Regions from separate parts of the Homo sapiens genome. Here region 1 is linked to region 2. Evidence: chromatin loops called from intact Hi-C (ENCODE). Cell type or tissue: CD4-positive, alpha-beta T cell. All regions are shown on one strand.

Region 1 (5,000 bases), 640 kb after region 2:
AGCTTATAGACTACTGCAACACACTGAAATGAGTCAATCCCAAATGATCATGAGGCTGCCACTTCCTCAAACCCTGTCCTCATTCCTGCAGAAGAGAAGAACTTTAGCCATTTGAAAACTGGCAGAAGGACCAGAGCCAGCCATGGTAACTTCTAATTTGCATTTATTTGCAATTTATACAGGCTTTACCATGCTATGTCAGTATGTGATTAATGGAATGACCTTAGCAATTGTCACAACCAGAATGAGAGGTGCAGACCATTAGTACATAAAAATTCGAAAGAGAAAAAGATCACGGTAAACTGGAGAAGAGAAGGCTCCTGAAGAAGGGGCTGGAGAAGTGCAATCGGTGGGGAGGGAGGATGAGGAAAGGCACTCCTGGCGGGGCAAACTGCATGTGTAAAGGCTTGCAGTAAGGAATCAACTTGGATAACAAGGACAGCAAGGAAGGTGAGTTGACCAAACCCAAGATACGGTTGCATGATGGAAGCTTTGAAGGCCAGACTGCACAGCCCAACAGGCAGTTGGGGAGCCATTGCTGGTCTTTGAGAAAGCGAGTGGTTGTGTCTACAGAGTGAAGATTAACCTGGTGACTGCGGGTGGGGTGATTCAAGGCAGGCAGAGGCAAAAGGAAAGTGGGAGATTTAGGAATCGACCACAGCAGTAAAACCTGGCATAAGTTCCATGGTGGTGACAGTGGCGACAGGAAGTTGTATCGAATGGAGAGGGTTTAGAAGGAAGATGGCAAACCAGGTTGGTACAGATGGGTTTTGAAGTGGTGGTGAGAATTCCAAATGAGGGTGTGCTAGAGGTCAGTTTTTCTAATGTGTCCACCTAGATATCAGTTATGTGAGACTGTCTTGGAGGCAGGAGGTATGGGGTTCATGTTCCAGTATGTTGGGAAACATGGCATTTGACGTGTCCCTCTAGTAGTTCACAGTGTGCACGAGAAGGTAACAGGCTCTGATGCTTTTGTCTAAGCCAACATCTCGACCCCCCTATTTTTGCTGACCCTTTGAGCCAATGGTTTGAGATTCCATGGGCCACAGTTTGGGAGATGCTGTGGAGATACAGTCCCAGAGTTGGGCGAGAACTATGTACCCTAAATAATTTGGACAGCCAGCAGGATAAGGGTGACTCCAGAAGTTGATACTAGTCTGTCACTAGGAAAGAAAGCAGAGGGTCAAGGCTGAGGGTCCCAGGACAAAGCGTCCAGCGAGACAGCTGGAACAGAGAAAAGGAGCAACACAGCTGGAGATAGCACTCAGAGAGGAAAGCCGAGAACCACGGAATCTTGTATGGGAAGGCAAGGGACATGTTTCAGAAAAATGGCAGCTCCCTCCATCTGGATGCTTCCTTATCCTCCTGGCCTCTCCAAGTCCGGCCTCCTCCAAGAAGCCTTCTCTAATGCCAAGACACACCACCCCGTTCCCCTGCACCCTGCACTTCCCTGCCTGTTCCCTTAACATCTGCATGTGCTGTCTCTGAGTGTCCTTTGCTTCCCTGGGGAGGCTGTGAGTTTCTCATATCCCGTGACTAGCAGGATAGATGCTCAGTATGTTTGCTGATGGGAGGGATGGATGAAGAGAGGAAGGCAGGTGTAGACAGGAGAGATCATTCAGATCTGGGTGAGAACCGAGGAGGGGGGCAGGCAGGCTGAGTACAGAGGAGGCTAGGTTCTTCCCAGCTGCCTCTGGGGAACCCCTGGTGGAGGCTGCTCCCATCTCGTGGGGAGCAGTTGCGGGGCCCTTTTGAGGGCGGTAAACAGATGGGACCTGGTGAGCCGGGAGATGCTTGAGGTTCCAGGGAGGCTGCTGCGGAGACAGGCGGTCAGGACAAAGATCCCATGGATATGTACTGGGCAGCTGCTGGCTGACCTGCACCGAGGATGGTGGTGGCAGGTGGGGAGCGGGGTCCTCCATGGCAGTGCTCCTCTGCCAGTGCCCACGTGTATAGGAGCCCCTGGGGGGTCCTGGCTCAGCCGCGTGACCTTGGATGAGTGAGTGGCCTCCCCTTCCTTGGGCCCTGTGTTTTCGTCAGCCCTTCCCGCCCAAATTCCTGGAAGGCCTTTCCTCTTTCCTAGAATCTCCACCCTGCTGCAGCCTGCCGAGTGGGATAGCACCCCACACACGCCCCAGGAGGAGGGAGTGGGCTCAGGGAGGAGCATGATTCCCATGGAGTGAGAGATACTGAATCAGAGAGTGAGCTGGCAGCAGTATACAGGCAAACAGTATACGGGCAAACTGGCCCTTTACGTGGGCCTGGAGCAAGGAGGGCCTGAGCGGCTGAGGTCAGCCTTCTGGGCTTGCCCTAGACCCGCAGCCTAGTGGCTCTGACCGAGGCCAGCTGTGGTCTCTGGTGCCACCCTGTGGTGGTGCCAGGAACCATTTCCCTTAGCCTCACCTTAGGGCCTCTTTGGCCCGTGGCATGGCCCTGGTTTCAGCCACCTTCCCAGGCCCTGTAAGGCAAGGGAAGGGGCAGTGTTGGCCAAAGAACAGTACTGTGGCCCGGCCCCACTGGCACAGAAAGCCACCCACCCAGCCTTCTCTCCTGTCCCACCTGCTTCCTTTCTCTTCTTTTCACCTTTCCTGCCTCCTCATTTTGGCTGTGTCCACGGGGCATACAGATTTGCACACTCATGTTCATCATGTCGGCACAGGCATGCAGGCCCTCCCAGCATGTGCTCTCTGGGTGGCAGGCTTGCTATGACGGCAAGCGTGTATGCCTGTGCATGTGCCCACTTGTGTGTACTCGACATTGCCACGCACGCACACACGCACATGCTTTCACCCCCATTTCTGCCGTCCTTGCCCTGTGCTTGTGCCCTGCCATGCTGGTGTCTTACACTTATAACCCAGGCTGGCAGCACTGCCAGGCCCCCACCTTGCCCTGCAGGCCCAGACCACAGCCAAGAACCACAGCCCTAGTTTCTGGCACCTTGGCAGCTGATTGGCACTCACGGGGCATCTCCTGAGCCAGTGCCTGGGAACCTGTTTTCCCTGTGCCCTGCAGGCAGACAAAATCAGGTGCAGAACACCTAGGTGGCTCCTGGTTCTGGGTCTTGGAAGCCAAGTTGATAGTGTTGGGGCAGAGTGACTGCCAGGTGTCTGGCAGAGGGGTATCAGTGACATTTGCACACGTTCTATGTGCAGGAGAAGCAACGATGCATCATTGCTGGGTGGCCTCAGGCAAGTTCTTTAACCTCTGCAAGCCTCAGCTCCTCAGATATCCAATGAGAATGAATGGCATACCTCCTCAGGGTTGTGGCTGTGAATGGCATGGAGTGGGCAGTGTGCTGCAGCTGGAACTGGCACACGTGTCTCACTGCACCATGAATAGGGATTGAGCTGGGCCAGCACCACACCAAGGACAGTGGGGATGGAAGACCCTGGTGCTGTGGGTACTGCCCTCTGCCTCTCCTCTTGCCTGTCTCTCACTCCAGCTACCAACGCTGCGGCATGTTAGGGCTCCAGGATGGGTGGAGTGCTGCGGGGCCTCGAACTGGAGCTGCTCAAACCTGGGGTGCAGACAGCCTGTCCTTCCTGGCCTCTCCTTTCCCTGCCTCCCTCCCACCCCCTCTACACCCCAGGAGCACACGCTGATGCTGTCCCCTCCATCTCTTTTCCTCACCCAGAATTCCCCTACACCCCGTCTCCTCCCGAACATGGGCGGCGCGCCGGGCCGGTGCCCACGGCCATCATTGGGGGCGTGGCGGGGAGCATCCTGCTGGTGTTGATTGTGGTCGGCGGGATCGTGGTCGCCCTGCGTCGGCGCCGGCACACCTTCAAGGGTGACTACAGCACCAAGAAGCACGTGTATGGCAACGGCTACAGCAAGGCAGGCATCCCCCAGCACCACCCACCAATGGCACAGAACCTGCAGTACCCCGACGACTCAGACGACGAGAAGAAGGCCGGCCCACTGGGTGGAAGCAGCTATGAGGAGGAGGAGGAGGAGGAGGAGGGCGGTGGAGGGGGCGAGCGCAAGGTGGGCGGCCCCCACCCCAAATATGACGAGGACGCCAAGCGGCCCTACTTCACCGTGGATGAGGCCGAGGCCCGTCAGGACGGCTACGGGGACCGGACTCTGGGCTACCAGTACGACCCTGAGCAGCTGGACTTGGCTGAGAACATGGTTTCTCAGAACGACGGGTCTTTCATTTCCAAGAAGGAGTGGTACGTGTAGCCCCCCTTCCAGAGCCTCTGTCTGTGACCGCTCCTCCCCAGCCCCTCCCCGCACGCCCCCTGCCCACCCCCCACCTCCCACTCCAGGAGCTGAACAGAGACTTGCCCAGCTGCCCAAAGCCAGCCCCGAACTCCTGGGGGGCCAGGGGAGCCCAGGGCAGCCACGACTTGGCTTTGTGTTTTATTTCCTCCCTCTCCTCCGCCCTTCCCCATGGTGTTGTGTTCGACTGTGGCTTTAGTGTTACTGTATCTTCCCTTTACGGGCCCCACCTGCCTGCCCTCTGTGTAGGGAGCCCTGTTCTCGTCTTGTGTACCTGGGCATCCCTCCAGGGTTTGGGGAGCCAGCCTCCCCCGCCCCCCTACACTGGAATTTGTTTGTGTTTCTTCACTGGGGGTGGAGGGCTCAAGGGGCTCTAAGAGGGAAAAGCTCCCCACACCCCCAGATGCTGCTCCTCCTCCCGGCTAGAGGGAACCCAACACCCACCAGTGAAATCTGATGCAGCTGGGAGTTTGGACCTTGGGTCTAGACAGCTGGTGCGCCCAAGAGGTAGGGGGAGGGGTGCGGCTTCTCCCCAGTTCCCAGGGAGTCTTGTTTGTTAAGCGGGGCCTTGGGCAGTGTTTTCCTGCTGAGGGTGGTTTTACATTTTTTTTCCTCATTGGCCCACAGAGAGTGGAGTTGGCCTAGCTCTGACGCGTCCCCTCTTTATCCCCAATGTGCCCCCTCCATTAGGGGCTCCAGGTGGGCTCCAGCCCACACTTGCTCTCTGCCTCTGCTGACACGTGCACACACACACACATGCACACACTGCTCCTCTC
Region 2 (5,000 bases):
TCGAGCCTCTGGTCGCTCTTGAAACCTGCACTTGGGAAGCCCAGTCTCCAGCCGCTCGGCTAGACTTCTTCTATCTTTTCCCCTAAAACCAAACCTGTGTGAAGCCCAGCTTAATGCGCCTCTGCTTGAAGGTCTTGGCAAACTTCTCCAGCTCCTCGAGGTCACTGGGCTCATCGGCCCCTCCAGAGCTGGGTAGATGCTTGGGCACTGGGAGATGCTGGGATGCTTCCAGGTGGGGTTCTAAAGAGGATCCTGGCAGCCCAGGGTGCCCAAATGCCTGATAGGAAACACGCCAAGCAGATCCACCACGAAGATCAATAAATAACATTTTCTGATTTTTTTTTTTTTTTTTTTTTTTTTTTTTACTAATAGGCCCACTTAGAGGATGACAGATCCCTGGATACACCCTGGGTACATTGGAGTCTTATATTTTTCCAGTGGCATGGAAGTGGAAATTAAAGTTTCTATAAATGTATAGCAAATAACTGGAATATCTGGGTAGAAACATCAGGAGTGCAGGATAGGGAGGTGGCCTGAGTTTAGCCTGTGACTCACTTTTTGAGTCTTAGCAGGTTACTTCCTCCTTTCAGTTTTCTACCATAAAAGGAGCTAGCAGGGTTGTTTACAAAGATTCCAAAAACAAATCACAGAACTGGACAAAGAAAAGGTTGCTTGCTTTGTTTTTTTGTTTTTTGTTTTTTTCCATAAAGCAGGTAACTGAGGTGTTGAACAGGCATTAACTGAAGATAACAGGGGACATCCAATAACTCATGGCCTTCATAGAACTTTCCTAAAATGTCAAACTCTTGTGCCTCATTTTACTTTCTAAACCACCATTTTCTTTCATGAAAGTGTTTTGTTTTTAATCAAAGGTATTTTAATCAGTACCTTTATAAAATGCACCTTGATCACATTTGGGTTGCTAGGAGATATTCTTTCTTTCTCTCTTTTTCTTCTTCTTCTTCTTTTTTTTTTTGAATCAGGATCTCACTCTGTCACCCAGGCTAGAGTGTAGTGGCACAATCACTGCTCACTGCAGCGTCAACCTCCTGGGCTTAAGTCATTCTCCTGCCTCAGGCTCCTGAACAGCTGGGGCTACAGGCGTGTGCCACCACACCTGGCTAACTTTTGTTTTTTTAGAGACAGGGCTTCACCATGTTGCCCAAGCTGGTCTCAAACTCCTGGGCTCAAGTGATCTACCTGCTTTGGCCTCCCAAAGTGCTGGGACTACAAGTATGAGCCACCGTGCCCAGCCAAATATTATTTCTTGAGCTTATTTTCATAGGAAAACGTACCCTTAAACCTAGAACCATGCTGTGCCTATTTGGGGTCAGGAATGAATCCGATCTTAAGGACATCTATCATTCCACAAGGATAGAGTGGAATCTGGGCCTAGGGGTCCAGGCACTGTGGCCAGCTAGCTCAAAGGGCTAAATCCACCTCTTCTCTCCTTTTTGATTTACTTTTTGTAGACTAAACATTACTTCTTCTCCTCTGGGATATTTGGGTTTACCATTCAGATAGGTATCCTTATGATGAAGAAGGTAAAAGGACCTCTAGAGAGAAGTTTAGGAGTCTTTCCCCCAGTGAAGGGTCTTTTAGTCTGAAACCATCATGAATTTGGTCTTAGTTTGCAGGGAGAGGGTGTGTGAGGAGAGTGTGGCATAGACCAGACCCTCAGGACAAAGCCCCAGTCCTCTTTGAACCTTCCTTTTCATTAAATCATTTGTTCTTTCATTTGACAAAGACTTATGGGGCTCTCTGCTAGACCTTCTCCCTCCTCCTTTCATCTCCAATCCACTGGCAAACTGCACTGATTCAACTTCCCAAAGCATCTCCTCAATCATCCCCTCTTCTTATTGCCACAACTCTAAGCCAATCCTTTATGACCCCTCCCCTGGATGATCTTCATAATCTTCTATGTGGTCTCTCTGCTACCAGTCTCTCCATGCCAAAATATGATAAGAGATGAGAGTTGATCTTGAAGATTCTAAGATCTCTTCCAGCTGTAAGCCCATGGCTATGAGATTCTGGAGAGGGCAGCCAGGAGGAGGCGGAAGAGCAGCTTATGATGCTGGTGTCCCCATTTCAACCACTAGATGGCGAGCTTCCCCTCCAGGTACTTTTAGTGGCCTCAGCCCTCTCTGAAGGCCGGGCTCTTGGTGAGCCATGGGGATCTTAGCACAGAGATCTCTGCAGTCATTCCCAACCATTCTGCCCAACCATCTGTGCAGAGCCATCTCATGCAGCTGTGCAGGTTATTAACTGTACAGGGGCACCCAGATCAGGGGAGGAATGGCAGCTAAGATACAGCTCATGCTGCTGTCGCCAATCTGTCCACCTTGGCATGAGACTGCACCTGGCCAGAAGAGGTGCCTTTTTCCTAGTTGGAAAAAAGGTGCTGTGTGGAACCATGGCAGCTCTGCAAACAACCCCTCTCCCAGACCTCAGCCCACTGGCCTATATACGTGCCCACTGCAGGAGGCAATCTGGAATAGTGGCCCAGAGGTGAAAGACACTGGCTTTGTGGTCTGGGACATCAGGTCTGTAGTATTCTAGTCTCCCTCTTGGGGCTTGAGAGCACCTAGGTAGGGTTCGTGGCCATCTTGGTATGCCTGAGAAGTGAGCTGAGCCTGGCTCTCAGAGGAGCAATGCTGGGGCCTGTGCAGGGTTGGAGTTCAGTGCCTGGAGCATGAAGGAGGCTGGCCTGGGAGCTGGAATCTCTGGATTCTAACTGTGGCCCCACCAGTGACACTTGGTAAATTGTCCCCCCACTTGCTGTAGCTTGGATTTCCCCTGTGCCAATGGATAGTTCCCTGCTATCCCCTCTCCCCAGAGGGGTTAGTGCCCTGTTAAAGGGGTAGGGGGAAACCAGTGAGTTAAACTCAGTGAGAGCTGAGACATTCCTAGAGGAAACAGGAAGAATGGGGTTGTTTACCTGGGATGCCAGTCCCGGCCCAGTCTGTGGGAGGAGGAGACCGCTTTGTTGCTGTGGAAAGGGGAGGAGATTTGGCTGCAGACCTGGGTGAAAGGGGAGGGACAAAGGAACAGACAAATAAAATCCAGGCTATTTGAAACACATGTGCTACAACTTTGGCACCACGATCACTGTCCCCACCCCCTGCCACCTGATCAGGTCCCTCCACCCACCTCAAGTCCCATGGAGAGGCCCTCCTAGCACTGCCAGGCATTGCCACATACAGGTGGAGGCAAATCAGATACAGGGATAAACAGACATGTAAACAGCAGTCCCCAAACCAGTCCTTCCACCTGCCCGCCTGTCTGGAGAGGCGTAGAGGCTAAGGAGGGTCAAGACGATCTACTCTGGGATCTGATTACCAGAGCTGAAGAAAACCAAGAAGGGAAAGGATGCAGGGTGGCTGCTGAGAATTCAAGCTAGGGCTGAGGATTTTGGCTTTCCCTGCAGGAGAAGTAGCTGGGTTATGGCTACAGAGGCCCAATCAAATCTGCGAGGATGCCAGACCAAGCAGATACGACCATACGGCTCTAAAGGGCAGTGGGCCTTAGCCAGAGGCATGTGGCTGACCAGGACATTTTATACTTGGGAGAGAGGGCTGAGAGAGGAGGGAAAGTCCAGGGCTGAGCCTCTGGAAACTCCCTTGGGCAGTATGTATTATACCGGCTTCTCCATCCTCCCCAGGAAAACGGTACATGAGGGACTCTGCCTGGTTGGTGGCTCACTCTCCCAGCAGGAGTGGGGCCATCAAACCACCAAAGCAGACAATGGGGTTGGTCATCCCAATCGCTTGTCACTCAACAGCACTTTGGGGTCTCTGTTTTCCCTAGGCTGTTCTGGGTCACAATGTACATACAGCATCTGCTGATGTTGACCTTTATGCTCTTCAGTTTCAAAAAGTCAGGGCTTCATTGTTCATTATTAAAATACATAGGCAAGAAAGCTCTTACAAGGAATCCAGAACTGGGAGTTGAGAGGCTTGGGTACTAATGGCAATTCTGACATGGCGGTTGAAATGGATACAGCCTTTTCACATGCATTATTTCAAGTGACTCTCAATAATCTCATGAGGCAGAGCCTTGCTATTATCCCATTTTTTCAGAAGAGGAAATGGAAGCTCAGAGAGGTTAGGTAACTTTCCCCAAAACACACAGTTAGTAAGTGACTTTTTAAAGAAACCAGTAAATTTTTCTGACTCCAAATTTGGAAGTGTCTTTCCACCACTGCATCATACACTGACCTAGGTGGTTATAAGCCTGGGCCATTTTCATGTCGCTCTCCAGTCTTCTGAAAACAAATTAAACTGTTACCTTCCCTTTTCCATTCCAGGAGTATGATGTTTATTTTTTAACCAAAATAAACACTTAAAAATTCAAATAGGGTCTCATTCATCACCATAATATTCTGAGGTGCCTTGGAAACTAAGGATAGTGACTGTCATTTGTGCAGGTGCTAAGGGCGGAAGGCAGAGTTGCATTTTGTTTGGATTCTGGATTTCCAAAACCTCTACTTGGGATTTGTGCAACAGGAGAGAGTTTATACTTCCTCCATTATTTTTTTTTTTCAGAGACAGAGTTTTGCTCTGTCGCCCAGGCTGGAGGACAGTGGTGCAATCTTGGCTCACTGCAACCTCTGCCTCCCAGGTTCCGGTGATTTTCTTGCCTCAACCTCCTGAGTAGCTGGGATTACAGGCATGCACCACCACACCCGGCAAATTTTTGTATTTTTAGTGGAGACAGAGTTTTACCATGTTGGCCAGGCTGGTCTCGAACTTCTGGCCTCAAGTGATCCGTCCACCTCGGCCTCCCAAAGTGCTGGGATTACAGGCGTGAGCCACCGAGCCTGGCCAACCCTCCATCACTTTTGACCCTAGCTGATGGAGATGGGAGTGGGACAGGCAGCACACTGTGATGACCAAGAGTATGGGTCTCAGCTAAACGGTTCTGGAACTTCCCAGTAGGTCACCAGAGGCATAATAGAACTACCTACTTTACAAGGTTATTTTGAGGAATGTCAGAAAAAT

What was found. A loop is a pair of places that touch in the nucleus more often than their neighbours do. Peaks named below come from ENCODE experiments on the same cell type or tissue, not always from the same donor. Only the 100,000 strongest peaks of a DNase experiment are listed, where the experiment ranks them.
Region 1: a loop joins it to region 2, with 7 times the contacts of the local background. A loop is called at or near these places in 7 of 110 quality-filtered maps.

Annotation. Positions count from the first base shown.
Region 1 is chr11:119,663,932-119,668,931 of GRCh38, reverse strand. NECTIN1 (nectin cell adhesion molecule 1) reads left to right here. Exons shown (of 6, transcript NM_002855.5): 6 at 3,635-5,000. The coding sequence ends at 4,185. Among named protein-coding and RNA genes, the nearest start is that of NECTIN1-AS1, 43 kb to the left of the region's middle. RefSeq lists enhancers at 3,261-3,797, 3,798-4,336. In CD4-positive, alpha-beta T cell, a CTCF peak has its summit at 2,352 (motif pointing left); a DNase peak (open chromatin) is centred at 2,361.
Region 2 is chr11:120,300,307-120,305,306 of GRCh38, reverse strand. POU2F3 (POU class 2 homeobox 3) reads right to left here. Exons shown (of 13, transcript NM_014352.4): 6 at 2,939-3,021; 7 at 95-277. Among named protein-coding and RNA genes, the nearest start is that of TLCD5, 22 kb to the left of the region's middle. In CD4-positive, alpha-beta T cell, a CTCF peak has its summit at 2,102 (motif pointing right); a DNase peak (open chromatin) is centred at 2,086; H3K27me3 peaks cover 341 bases.